Regions from separate parts of the Mus musculus genome. Here region 2 is linked to region 1. A link is a contact called in ENCODE POLR2A ChIA-PET data. All regions are on one chromosome and are shown on one strand. Each heading gives the region's core, a stretch centred on a gene start or an enhancer-like site at or near the end of the contact. The rest is flanking DNA. Distances are from core to core; before and after follow the strand shown.

Evidence for each region. ChIA-PET counts read pairs that join two places held with the same protein, here RNA polymerase II (POLR2A).
Region 2: POLR2A ChIA-PET joins it to region 1 with 13 read pairs in embryonic stem cell. The contact joins the promoter of Grk5 here to the promoter of Eif3a in region 1. POLR2A ChIA-PET finds 5 or more read pairs at or near these places in 3 of 5 experiments (Patski and embryonic stem cell).

What each region holds. Positions count from the first base shown.
Region 1 is chr19:60,787,763-60,794,405 of GRCm38, reverse strand. It overlaps Eif3a (eukaryotic translation initiation factor 3, subunit A), which reads left to right and starts at 3,713. Exons shown (of 22, transcript NM_010123.3): 1 at 3,713-3,937. The coding sequence starts at 3,889.
Region 2 is chr19:60,886,662-60,893,304 of GRCm38, reverse strand. Grk5 (G protein-coupled receptor kinase 5) reads right to left here and starts at 3,556. Exons shown (of 16, transcript NM_018869.3): 1 at 2,674-3,556. The coding sequence starts at 2,725.

The DNA.
Region 1 (6,643 bases), core at 2,464-4,963:
TTTTTAAGCAGCCTATCCGACTGTTGCTCTGCCAAGCATTCAGATACACTTGTAAACACTACAAATTATCATCCTTATCCATTCTTACGTATAATAAAGGATAAGACATGATGTTATTAATGTTCAACATATATATTGAGACATGGTCTCTCTTTGTACTCCTGGCTATCTTGAAACTCACAGATGCCTGAGTCTGCCTCCGGAGTGCTGGGTCTAAAGGCATATGCCACTACACCCAACTAATGTTTAAATTTTTGGCATCTAGCCTTATCTGGTGCCAAGGAAAATTTCTGGAGGAAGTAATACTTAGGCAAAACCTGAATGAGAAGGTTGGTTTTAAAAGCAAGGGTAGGGTTAGGTGGGTAGGGGTCATTAATCTCAGATTTAGGAGGCAAGGGCAGGTGGATCTCTTGCTTCTGGCCAGCCAGACTACGTAGTGAGACTGTTTCAAAAATAAAATAAAATAAAATAAAATAAAATAAAATAAAATAAAATGGAATGACTGGTTCCTAATGAAATGATGGCAGGAGATGGGCAGGGTCTTTTAGGTACAGAAAGACACAGTGTGGGCCTGGAGCAACAGAAGAATCTGCACTGCAGTGGTTTCTGTTTTCATGGAGATTATGGGCTTCTTCCTAGGATTCTACTAAAGTACGAAGTTAGACTATTTTATTTGCTGTTGTAACCCTTACACCTATCAGAAATGTATATTTGTTATGCTTGGCACATGGTACACACTTGATAAAGATTTGCTGAATGAACGCATTACTATGAATCATAGATTATAAGTACATTCCCATATTCTTGAAAATAAAATGATAAATGTTGGTGCATGCCTGTAGCTTGAGCACACTTCAGACTAAGGGGGAATTGAAAATTCTAGGCCACTTTGTAATGTTTTCATTGCACAGTGAGATCATATCTCAAAAGCAAAACAAAAGAGAAAAACTGAACCCCTCTCAAAACCACTCCCTATATTGTATTAGAGAAATTATCTCAGGAAGTACAAAAGTAACTTGACAAGGAAAAAAATATTTATCAACTTTTGACATGCCTGAATGGTTGTTTTCTGCTAAGTGAGTATTAATCAGCTGGCAATTATGCTTTCCTCTTGGTCCAATTAGATTCTATTTCAATTTTCATTGTATAAGCATCTATTTTTACCAGGGACTCACGAATTCTTTGAAATGAAGCATTGAGACTTTAATATCTCTAACACTCAACATTATGGCTGCTAGCTGGTACCAAAAGCCTGTTGGAGGAATGTATTTACCCCCGATAATCAGCATTATTATTTTCATTAACAAAGAGTACCAGACTCGGGGCTGGAGAGATGGCTCAGTGGTTAAGAGTACCAAATGCTCTTCCGAAGGTCCTGAGTTCAAATCCCAGCAACCATATGGTGGCTTACAACCATCTGTAACAAGATCTGATGCCCTCTTCTGGAGTGTCTGAAGACAGCTATAGTGTACTTACATGTAATAAATCTTAAAAAAAAAATGAGTACCAGACTCTAAGTAAATTGTTGGAGGTGGTGTCTTATTTGCTGCTCAGCTGTTCTTGAACTCTGAGGTTCAAGCAATCTTTCTGTCTTAGGCTTTGAGTGGTTTGGATTACATACCAGCCACTGTATATAACTAATTTGACTCATTTTTTTAATGCACACATGTGATCATTGTCTATATGTCACCGATGATTAATATGCTTTAAATAACACAAAGGGGAAATCATCAATATGAGGGATATTTCATTTCACTTCTTTTAATTTTCTAGTGGTCAACTGACTGTGGGCCTACCAAATAGGTAATGTTAAACACACTTTACCTTCATGACTATTTTCCCTTATGAATGTTTATGTACAATGTGTGTGCCTGGTGCTTGTAGAGGTCAAAGGTGTAAGATATCCTAGAACTAGAGTTATGGATGGATGGTTATAAACCATCTTATGGATGCTTAGAATCAAACCTGGATTCTCTCTTCAGGAGCAAAAAGTGCTCTTAACTGCTAAGCCATTTCTTCAGCTTCTATTTTACTATTTTTTGTTATGATAATGGAGTCGAGAATGTGAGAAAGCCTTTTCTGATATTTAGGCCAAGTTTCTTTTTATTTTACTGCTTGAGTCTTTCTTTAGCCTATGAAGTAATTTTTATGTAATTAAAAACTGCATGAAAGAACTATTTGCTCTTTATGTTTGGCTTTTAAAATTTGACTTAACTATAATATACACAAAGAAACCCTTTGATCATGCCCATAAAACAGTTGGTAAAGCTTGTAAATACTGGATGCTCTTTTACACCAATCCTGTCCGGGTACTTGTTTTGGAAGGTGAAAGTTCATGATTTAGCATGGTCTAAGCATTCTGGAGGAAGAACTCTTGAAATGAACTTTAACATATTTTTTATTGTTTTTAGTGTGCCCTGTATCTTTGAGTGGGTATGTTCATGTGAATGCAAGTGTTGGGTAAGCCAGAGATGATAGATACTCCAAAACTAGAGTTATAGGTGGTTATGAGCAGTCTGATGTGGCTGAACTAGAGTGCTCTGCAAGATTAGTATCTCTTCAGACCTTTAAATAGCTTTAAAATATTTCTCATTAATTTGTTTTTCGAGAAAGGTTTTCCTCTGTGTAGCTTTGGTCTATAGAACTCCCTGTATAGACCAGGCTGGCCTGGAACTAACAGGGATCTGCCTGACTCTGCCTCCTGAGTGCTGGGATCAAAGGCCAAAGGCGTAGATTCTCACCACGCTCAGGTTTTATTTATTTTTTAAGGTTTCCTCATTCATTGACACAGTATCTCATTAACTCACATGTCCCATACTATTGTAAAATATGTAATAAACTTACAATAATTTATTCTTTTCTTCCTGAATTTTCTCTGAACCTTTGTGTGGTGCCAGGGATTATGGAGGCCCCTGTGTGTGCTAGAGGAGCGCTCAGCCACTGTACAGCCACAGCCCTGAACTCAAGTTAATTTCCTACCAAGAGCCTAATAATTCGACGCGGTTTAAATGGCTTTCAAGCTCTAAGCATAGTAATTAATCTGTGAACACTACATTTGTTAGGTAGCAATAAAAGACATGGCTTGCAATAAGCCATTTCTTCACCAACACATTTCTTATATTTGTTTGTGACGTGAGCTGTATGTAAAAATCGATGACACTCGCGTATTTTCAAATATACAAGCCAGGTTCCTGGGTCTTCTACTCCCCTTCTTTCGGGAATCCTTGGGACACTAACCCTAGGAGGATACCAAATAACTCTGTTTATTATTCGTTTGTTCCCTCCCCTTCCTTGTCAATCAAGTGACTGGTGACCTATTTTTCAGGGATGAACACCACTGGCCAGCGATACGGGGTCAGCACTTCCGTTCAGTATTTTCAACCTTTCCAGGAGAGGTCCCGGCAGAGGCGATGCGACCCTAACGCGGCCTGCTTCCGCGCACGTCATTTTGGCTATGACTGTGTAGACACTGCCTTTTCTCGTCGCAGATCAGACCGCAAATTTCCCTTTCCCACTCTGTGTCCGCGGGGGGCAGAGGTGGTCGGAGAAAACGGTCCCGAAGGTTCCCTCCCGCAACCAAAGAACACCACAGCTCGCGCTGCTCGGCACCCAGCGCCACGTCAGCCCGCGCTCGAGACGCCAGCGCGCCTGCGCGCGGAGAAAGGCGGAACATGCGCAAAGGCCTGCCTCCTACATCCGGGGCTCGGGCGGCGGCGCTGCCGCCGCGAGGGAATCACGTGGTTCCTTCCTTTCCGTCTCTGGCCGGCTGGGCGCGGGCATCTGCTGGCGAGGCGCGTGGAAGCTCGCGCTAGTTCCCCTCCGCCTTCTCTCCCGGTCCAGGCCACTAGGGAGTTCGCTGACGCCGGGTGAACTGAGCGTACCGTCAAGATGCCGGCCTATTTCCAGAGGCCGGAAAATGCCCTCAAGCGCGCCAACGGTGAGTAAGGCAGCGGGTCGCGCCGCGCAGGGCCGGCCCGAGGCCTGGGAGTTTCGAGGGCCTCCGCCTGCTGCCCGCAGCCCGGGCTGTGGAGGCCAGTGGTCACGGCCGCCGCCACCGGGCCGCGTCTGCGCACGGCCTCCCTACTCAAGCGGGCCGCGGCGGAAGGCGCGGATCAGGAACCGTCGCTCTGGTGTGTGTTGAGTGGCTGCCGCCCGAGGCTTGCGTCGCAGGGCCACGGCCCAGCGGGTCAGGACTCTCGGGTCTTGCGATTCTTCGCTACGATCGGCCTTCTGCTGGCTTTTCAAACCCGCGGGCTGCTTGGGAAGCCCCGCGCTCCCTGCCGCCATCTGGGAGTGCCGGGAGGAGGAAACATGGCTCCCTCCCGGGGACAATGCACGCGAGAACCTCCGCTCCACCTCCCGCCGGGGTCGGGAGCCGGCTAGTCTACCTTCACTCCACCTCTCGGGCACGTCTGGTTCCTGATCCCACGCGGAGGCCTTCTGGGTCAGGGTCTACTTCCCTCACTACTAGTTTGCACTTCAGGCCTCTGCTCCATTAACTTGTTTCCTGTGGTGTCCTCCCCCCCACCCCCCGAAATGATGAGGGTCATTTCGAAAGTATTTCGAATCCAGTAAAGTTAGTATTCTTTAGGGATTTAAAAATGATCTACCCAGACAAGCCCTAGAAAGAGTGATTTCCCCAAGGTCACTTGGGAGTGTCAGAAAACTAAGACCAAGGTCTCTTGATATCCAGATCAGCTTTTTGTTTTTTGTTTTTTTGTTTTTCCTCCACCGCAGAGCCACTGAGTGCTATTTCTATTTCCATACGTGTGCTTAATTAAGCCTAGTGCTTGCAGGAAAGACTTGCCCGGATCTCTGACATTGTGTCGTGGAAAACTCGTGTGCGCATATCTGATCTGACCTTTAAAAATTGCTTTTTATTTTTTAAAATAAAACCTGATAATTCAGTATTTGTGCCCTTTTCAACCCTTCCAGTCCAAACTGGAAAAATAAACCATGTATGTTGCAGGTTTTTGTTTGGCAAGCTTGTTAGAAGTGGAAGTTACATTTTGTGAAAAGGCCATTTGACTCAAAACTTATAATAAAAGAATACTGCTGATAATTTTCAGGAATGAAGATGTGTTGGTTACATACATTAATATTTTTTGTGGTTAGGAAGCAGTCTGGAGTAGAATAATAATGCACTGTGGGTCACCCAATACCTCTAGTACTAATCTATTATTGAAAATAGAACTAGCTAATTTAGGACTTTTAATGTTTTGAAACTTAGAATTGCATTGTGCTGTAGAAAATGGAATTGGATAGACTTACTAGGTATAGCTATTAATATATGTTTAAGTTGTAACATTTAGCAGCAGTTACCATAGTAGTCTAGTTAAAGCACTACAGTCTTTGGCCTACATACATACATAGTAACATGCTGACCTTATCTTTCTCCTGTTTGGAATCTTCATGTGAACTTGGTTAATATTACAATAAAGTTTTAAAGTAGAAAGGTTACATAATGTGTTCTAAATTTCTTTTCACAGTTTCTAAGTTGACTTGATTAATGATGAGTAAGCTGGGGAGAGTGTTAGCAAAGTAGACTAGGACTTTGTGGTACTGTGTGGCTAACTTGGGTCTTGGTGCATTTTCCCTAAGGCCCGTATTGACTTCTTGCTGCAGCCCCATTACAGTTTCCCAAGTAGCAAGTAGTGATGCCTTAGCTTCCCAGGGATTTGACAGGAGCAGATTGTCTATCACACGTGCGGCACTGTTTGTAGAACAAGTAGATGATAAAATGGGTTTTCACTTTTAAGAAAGGTTTACCTAAATGTTTTATCTGTAGCATTTTGTAGCCCCAGGGATATTTAGAGCTAATCTAGTGCATTATTTTAATAAATAAAATAGACCTTCAAGCCATTCTAATTGGTAATTTTGGGGTGGAAAAGTGTCAAAGCCTTTTACACTCAAACTCTACAACTCCTGCCTTAAAAGGTAAAACTGTTATGAAACCCCACAACTGAGTAGTAACGATATAGGTTGGATACTTAATCTGTTGAAGGAATTAGTGAAAAATGAAGGATTGATATGAACCTTTTCTTTATTGGTAGATACATGGTTTCAGTCATATACTCAGGAGAAACGCAGAGTGCTGTTTTTCTAATAATACATATAATTCTGGATTTCAGTTTATAGATCTTAATCTCGAAATCATCTAAGGGTTGAAATAATTCTTTCTAGCTGCTCTCACACAATTAGGTAATTTCAAGTCTCAGTTGTAAGTTAAGAGTAAGGACTCACAGCCATGATCATCATGAAGAGTTTGTTTCAATTTCAGTCTATTGTCTATATTTTCCCTCATATTTTTCTTCTGGGGGGGGTTAAGGTGTGTGCTGTCCCTGCCCCAGCTGTGCCCTAGAACTCAGTGATCTGTGTGCCTTCCAAGTGCTGAAGTTAAAGGCACACTCCATCACATCAAGCAAATGTTTGATATTCAAGTGAGCTTTTTGAAACTTTTAAAGCTAGATTTTTGGGCTTAGACTTTGGCCCATCGTTAAGAAAACAACTCTTAAATCTGTCATTAAAGGTTTATTTACTTTGCTTTTTTTTTTTTTTTTTTTTTTTTTGAGGCAGAGCCTTATTAGGTAGCCCAGGTTCTCAAATTTGATCTTACTGCTTCAGTCGATTCAACCACATCAAG
Region 2 (6,643 bases), core at 2,307-4,806, 99 kb before region 1:
TCCTTTCCTTCCTTCCTTTTACATAAATGGAAAAATAGTGCTAGGGACCAAATCAAGGCCTTTTACATGCTAGGCAAAAATTCTACCTCTGGAAACATTCATTTCTGAATATCTAAATAATACAGTTATTTGGAGAATTACTAAAATTCAGTAAGATGACTTTAAGTAGAAAACTTTAAAAAGAACATGTGTTTATTTCTAGACTCTTCCATGTTAATTGGGATAAGTTTAAAGCCTCAATAAAGTCCTAGTCTTTATTGAACAGAAGTACTTAAAATTGTAGACTCTTTTTAGACATAAAAGGGGAAACGTTAAATACAAGTTTTAAAATTGAGCTTCCATGTACATGATTAATTTATCGCTCATATGTCAATTTCTCTGTTTCCTTGCAGGCAAAGCCCTCTCATCTGGAAAGCATTCTTAAAAGCTGTTTCTCACCAGGAGATGTCTATTGAACTCTCACAGGAAAACTAAAAGACTTTAAAAGGAAAAAAAACAAAGGGCACATTCTTGAGTACTTCTAATCACAGTAATTTGGCCCCAATGGGAGTCCATCATTCCACTTATACTTCTAGTCCACAGCTTTCCTCTCTAAGACTCCGGAAAAACCTATATACTAACCCGATAAACAAAAATACCAGCCAGTATTCAGTAAAAACAGTGGAGATAATAACTGGAGATGGGGAAAACTTTCTAACTCTAAGTGAAACATTCGCAAAGAAGTCAGTGCTGAGGGAATAAATAAATGTATAGCATAGAGAATCCAAAGGAGCTAACTCCCGGGAAACAGAATAAATCAGTGGAACATACAAAGGCCTCCATGCCCAGAGATTCCCATAGAATCATACCCAGAGATTTCCCAAGAAATAATTTTAGAATTAATAGACAATTTGCCCAACCTGGAGTCCTGAGATGTACCATTGTGTCCCACCACTAGGTGGCAGGCTGCAAAGCTTGCAGGCAGGAGCTTTCTTCTTCACCTCCAGACACTGTCCCCATCCCAGTGAAGAACTGCCTACTCTACACCTAGTATTACTTCACTAAAAATATCAGGTTAGTGGAGGTGAGGGGACAAAAACTTTAGTCCCACCTCTAAATAAGTTAGGGGAAAGGGCAGTAGAGGAGGGAGACCTAAATATCTGAAACTCTACTCAGATTTCAGAGCATTTCCTCCTTTGGGGACTTCCAAAACAAGCCTTCCAGGTGGCTGTTTTAGGATGACAAGTGACCTCAAAGTGTCAAGATGAGTTGCTGAAATATAGCACAAGGTGGGTTGTATACCACCACACACCATGTACTGAGCCACAAGGTGGTGGAATGGGCTGGATAAACATGAGTTGTTTTATTGCTGGCCAGAAAATCTTCCTTCATTCATCAAAGTGGCTGAATGAAAACATTATGAAGTAGGGATGGCATTTTCCCGGGCTACTTGCAGAGAATCCTTCTGAAGGGAAAAAACTTACTCTGTCTGCCCTGGATATCAAATACAATTTTCTCCCAGGACAGGAAAACAACAACAACAACAACAAACCCTCCCCCTTCTTATAGAATGGTTGCACACCAGAATCCAAATCTTGGCAAATGCGATGTTACATAAATTCCAAGTTTTCCTAAATATGTATGTTTACATTCATGTAACACAAACCTTTTTGGACATCGAAGTTTCTGTCACCCCAAATACTTTTTCAAATCAAAAATCAAAAATCAAAATGCCTGGTACTGGGTATTACTAAGGATCTTACCTATTCCTGACAGCTAAATGCAGAAATTTAGTGAGATGCATACAAAACACAGCAGCACACTTGTCTATAACTAAGCCTTATCTACCTCAGGGTGGGAGCTGGGGTGGTTAATAACAACAATCCACCCTAAAAAAATTTAAATTATTTTCTCAGTGACTTGTAAAGCCGCCCTTTCATTATTCTATAAACTGGCTAATTCCTCAACATCTTACTTTGCCTTTAAAAGGCTTCCTTCCACACAACGACGGGATTTCCCTAAGAAAATTTCCCAGAGGATGATTTCCACCAATAGTCTTTATCAACTCAGCCTGCGCAAGCAAAGACTTGGTTTTTGCTAATTCCAATCCCACAACACACACACACACACACACACACACACACACACACACACATACACGAGAGAGAGAGAGAGAGAGAGAGAGAGAGAGAGAGAGAGAGAGAGAGAGAGAGAGAGAGAGAGAGAGAGAGAGAGAGAAGAGGATTGGAAGAGAAGAAACAGAGGAGAGGAGAAAGAGAAGAGACAGAGGAGAGAGGAGAAAGAGAGAGAGGAGAGAGTTTTTTCACATTCTTAAAACCATCCCGGGCCAACTCTAAAGACTGTTTTATTGGCACGTTTTCTTGCTTCTATCTCCTAAAAGAATGCTTTTCCAACTGCCCTTTCAACAGCTGCGGAGATCGAACGATTTCTAAGGTTCAGTTGGAAACTAGAGGATATTTTAGCATCTTAACTCGTCCCTGCAACTGTCTTTGCCCCGGTCCCTATCTTCTGAGCCCAAGGCTCAGAAGTCTCTCAATATTTGCAGACAGATCTCCAAGCTGTACCACTCGCACCAACTCACTGTGAGCATCCTGCACGCCCGCTTGTCACCCGACACCCGCACCCCGGCCCGCGGCAAACGCGCCGTGCACGCACCGGACCACCCGAGCTTACCTTCCCGGGCTTTCAGCAAGACCGTGTTGGCCACGATGTTTTCCAGCTCCATTGACAGTCGGCAGTCAGCGAGGGAGCCGGCCGGCTGTGCTGTCAGCGTCTGGGGTGATGCCGCTGCCGCTGCCACTGCTCGAGCTGCCGCCGCTGCTGCCAAACCCCAGAGCAAGCAGCCTGCCTGCTACCGCATTATTCTTTCTCGGAGCCCGCGGAGTTTCCCCCTCTGCACCGAAGAGACGCCGCCGCCGCTTCTTCCTCCCTCTGTGTCCCCCCTCCCCCCTCCCTCAACACTTTCCCCCCCACCCCCCACCCTCCGCGCGTCTCTGTCACTCCATTCTCCTCCCCTCCGGCTCCCTCGGATGCTTTAATGCTTCGGATGCTTCAGCCTCCCCTCGTTCCCCTCCCGGGGGTGTGGTACTCCAGGCTCGAGCCGCTGCAGCGCGCAGGCGTCTGCCCGGAGGCAACTCCCACCGCGCGCTCTGAACGCGAGGAGTGCTGGGAATTGTAGTCCCGCGTCTGACGGGGCGAGGGCTCTATTGCACCGGGACTGTGGAGCAGGACTGCTGCCGGTATGGCGCTGAGCCCAGGCGGCCCAGCCTCGCCGGCAGGAGTCAAAAACGACTCAGCCAAAACGAAACCCCCACTCCTGGAGCGCAGAGTCCCTTTCCTGTCCCGCCAAGATCCGAGAAAGCGGAAAGCACAAGCCAAGGCGGCAGAACGCTGCTGTGGGAGGCCCAGGAGTGAGCTGAGACCCGAGCGAAGGCGCGCTCCTGGGGTTCCGCGCGGCCCGCCGTCTGCCGCTCACACGCGCCAGGTCTCTGACAAAGGTGCACTTTGTTTCCGGGCAGCAAGGGGTTCGGCCAGCCCGGGGCGACCTGGCGGCCGCTGATCTCTAGGCACGAAGTATGCGCGCCCCCTGGCGACGGCGCGTCTATGGGAACCAGAAGGCAGGCGCCTGGGACTCTCGGGATCCCCACGCACAGAGCAGCTTCACTTTGCAAGCCCGGGAGCCCAAAACCCCAAGATTTTCATTATAACCAAACATATTGTAGTCGAATTACTAAAAACACATAAGAAATCGAATCTTCTGTGGAAATGTTGATGAGTAACAAGCCAAGCCAGCATGAAAAGGCATTCAAATTCCAGGCTTGTTTATCTTGGAGCACTTGGCTCCTTACACTTTCAGAACCTCGGACTCCAGATCTGGTCCCAGCTCCTCTTTCCCCAAAACTTCTAATGCTGGGAAATTAGCTGTCCGGTCACCTGGAGTCTTTCGAGGAGAGTCCTAAGAGCTGGGGGCGGGGCTGCCAGGTCCCAGGGAACAATGAGGCCTTTGCCTCCTCTGGGCCTTTCGGGCCGGATATCCGTTCTGAAACTAGTCTGAGGCTTCTGTGTCCAAGAGAAGGAAAAGCCGGCTGTCCCCAGAGCAGCCAGGAAATAGGGAGGGGCCTAGAGAAATGGAAAACAGTCATTAAGCATTGGAGCTAATGGTGTTTTAAGTGTGGTTACCAGACTAGTGCTGGTTCTAACAGTTAGTGATAGTCTTTTTCCTAGTGGGTATATCTGCCACCACCACTTGCCTAGTGTCTGGACTTGGATCAGTGGGCCTCACTTGTCTACAAGAAGAGTTAAGTTTGCTTGTCAGAAGACAGAGAGTTGAGCAAACAACTTGAGCACCTGACAGCACAGGAATTACTACTGTTCTAAGCAATCTAAACTTAGACTTTACTACAGACTCTCATTCCCAGAGCCCCAACGTGTGATGAAGGAATCTCTCTCAAAAAGAAAGTTATATGTAAGTACACTTTAGCTGTCTTCAGACACATCAGAAGAGGGTGTCACATCTCATCTCCTTATGGATGGTTGTGAGCCACCATGTGGTTGCTGGGACTTGAATTCAGGACCTTCAGAAGAGCAGTCAGTGCTCTTAACCACTGAGCCATCTCTCCAGCCCGTTTATTGACTTTTTTCACCATTTTTTCCCACTTTTTTTTTTTTTTTGAAACAGGGATTCATAAAACCCAGGCTGGCCTATAGTTCCTGATTCTGCTGCCTGGGTCCTCTGTAAGAGCAGTGAGTGCTGTTAAACACTAAGCCATAATATTTCATCTCCAAAACATTTTTGTTTTGTTTCCTTTTTTGATAAAATTTCCTTGTGTAGCCCTTGCTGTCCTGGAACTAGCTCTGTGGATGAAACTGGCCTCAAACTCAAAGAGATCTGCCTGTGTCTGCCTCCCAAGTGCTGGGACACCACTGTTGGAGTTCCATAACATTTTTTTTAATGATTAAGTTTGACCTGGTTACAAACTTCCTGTGTTTACCAGTCCTAAAGATTTTTAACAATGCAGATTCTGATTAAAATGCAGATGTAGATCTAGGGCAGATCCTGAAATTTCTGTGAGGAAACACACCACCCTCTTGAGTAGCAAAGCTCTGTTGACTGTAACTCATACCACTCTATTTTCTAATATCCAGCCCCAACCCGAGTCAGCAGTAGTTTTCCTCTCTGGTAGATAGAAGCATGCTTGTTTGCCTCTCTGTAAAGGCCTGCCTTTCTCCATTTTACAGAGATATGCAGATCCAGAATAAGGCCCAACAGATACAGCAAGTGGGTCTTAGCTTGAACAGTTCTCTCTCCACTACAGGGTGATACATCTTTCCTACAAAATAAATGGTTGTAGGTCAAGTTATCTGTGCCTCTCTGAGGAAATTAGGACATTCCAGTGCAAGAATGGAACAATGATAGCATTTATTCAACCCCAGTGGGGAACCAGGCCTGTGCTGTTTGACATGGATTATCAACTTGAACACAACGTCCGGATGAGATAGGAAATATAGCTGTATTTTGTAGATAAGAAGAGGTTTTATTATTTTCCTGGGGTTACACACTAGTAAGTAAAAGTCCTAGCAATGGAGATGCATACCTTTAGTCCCAGTGCTTGGGAGGCAGAGGCAGGAAGACCTCTGACTTCAAGGCCAGCCTGGTCTACAGAGTGAGTTCCAGGACAACCAGGGCTACACAGAGAAACCCTGTCTATAAATAAATAAATCCTAGGATTTGAGCCTGGCAGATAGATCAGAGAGTTCATTCACTGATCTCTGCCTGGTACAGATTGGATGCCATGGTTCTGAAATTTTGTTTTGTTGCCACAGTGAACTTGTAAGGAAAAGCAGACAGTTGACTAAATGGTTAAGATTTTAGGGCATTTTCTATTTCCATCCATAATTCCACTGTGATCATTTCATTCTTTTCAATTAGCTACAATAATAATTCACGGTCCCCTGTGAAAAATGAGTTTGTTTTGAGGAAGAGTCATCAATTAAGTATCAATAACTAATTAGGGAATTGTTGACAGCCAACTGAGAGCAAGTATGGAAATCAAAATGAGGATCCTGTGAGTATGCAATAATGAGAAAGACAAAAGCTGACAAGCTACACACTGGATCCTCAAAGCTAAAAAGGAAAAGGAAAAAACAAACAAACAAAAAACCAGGGTCTCTTCCAGAGGCACCTCTATCTCCCATGGATAAAAGCTGTTGGGTCAGAGTGTTTATAAACCGACATCTACTATTCTGGACGACCACAGTCTATCGTCATTCTAAAGTGTACATTCGTTCCTCAGTCATTACACTGGCTTTCTGAATCCTACTGACCTTTTTGGCCTCTCAGCTTGCAGCTGAAGGTGCTGGAAATAGAAATATTCCTTTTTTTTTCTCTTGTCTCTTTGTTCAATGTTTAATTTGCCAAGTATTGCAGGAGTACAGGCAACTTCCATTACCACCAGCAAGAAAGTAAGTGGGCTACAAACACTGGAATCAGAGCAATTGTTGGGTTTCAGACCCCCAGAACAAACAGCTGAGGTGCATATTTTTACATACCAAAGCAGACCTAGCCACCATGTTCTCCCAGCATCCTTCAGTTCCTAGCTGGCATACTCCACCTTCTACCCTAGACTGGACTACCCTTCCCCCA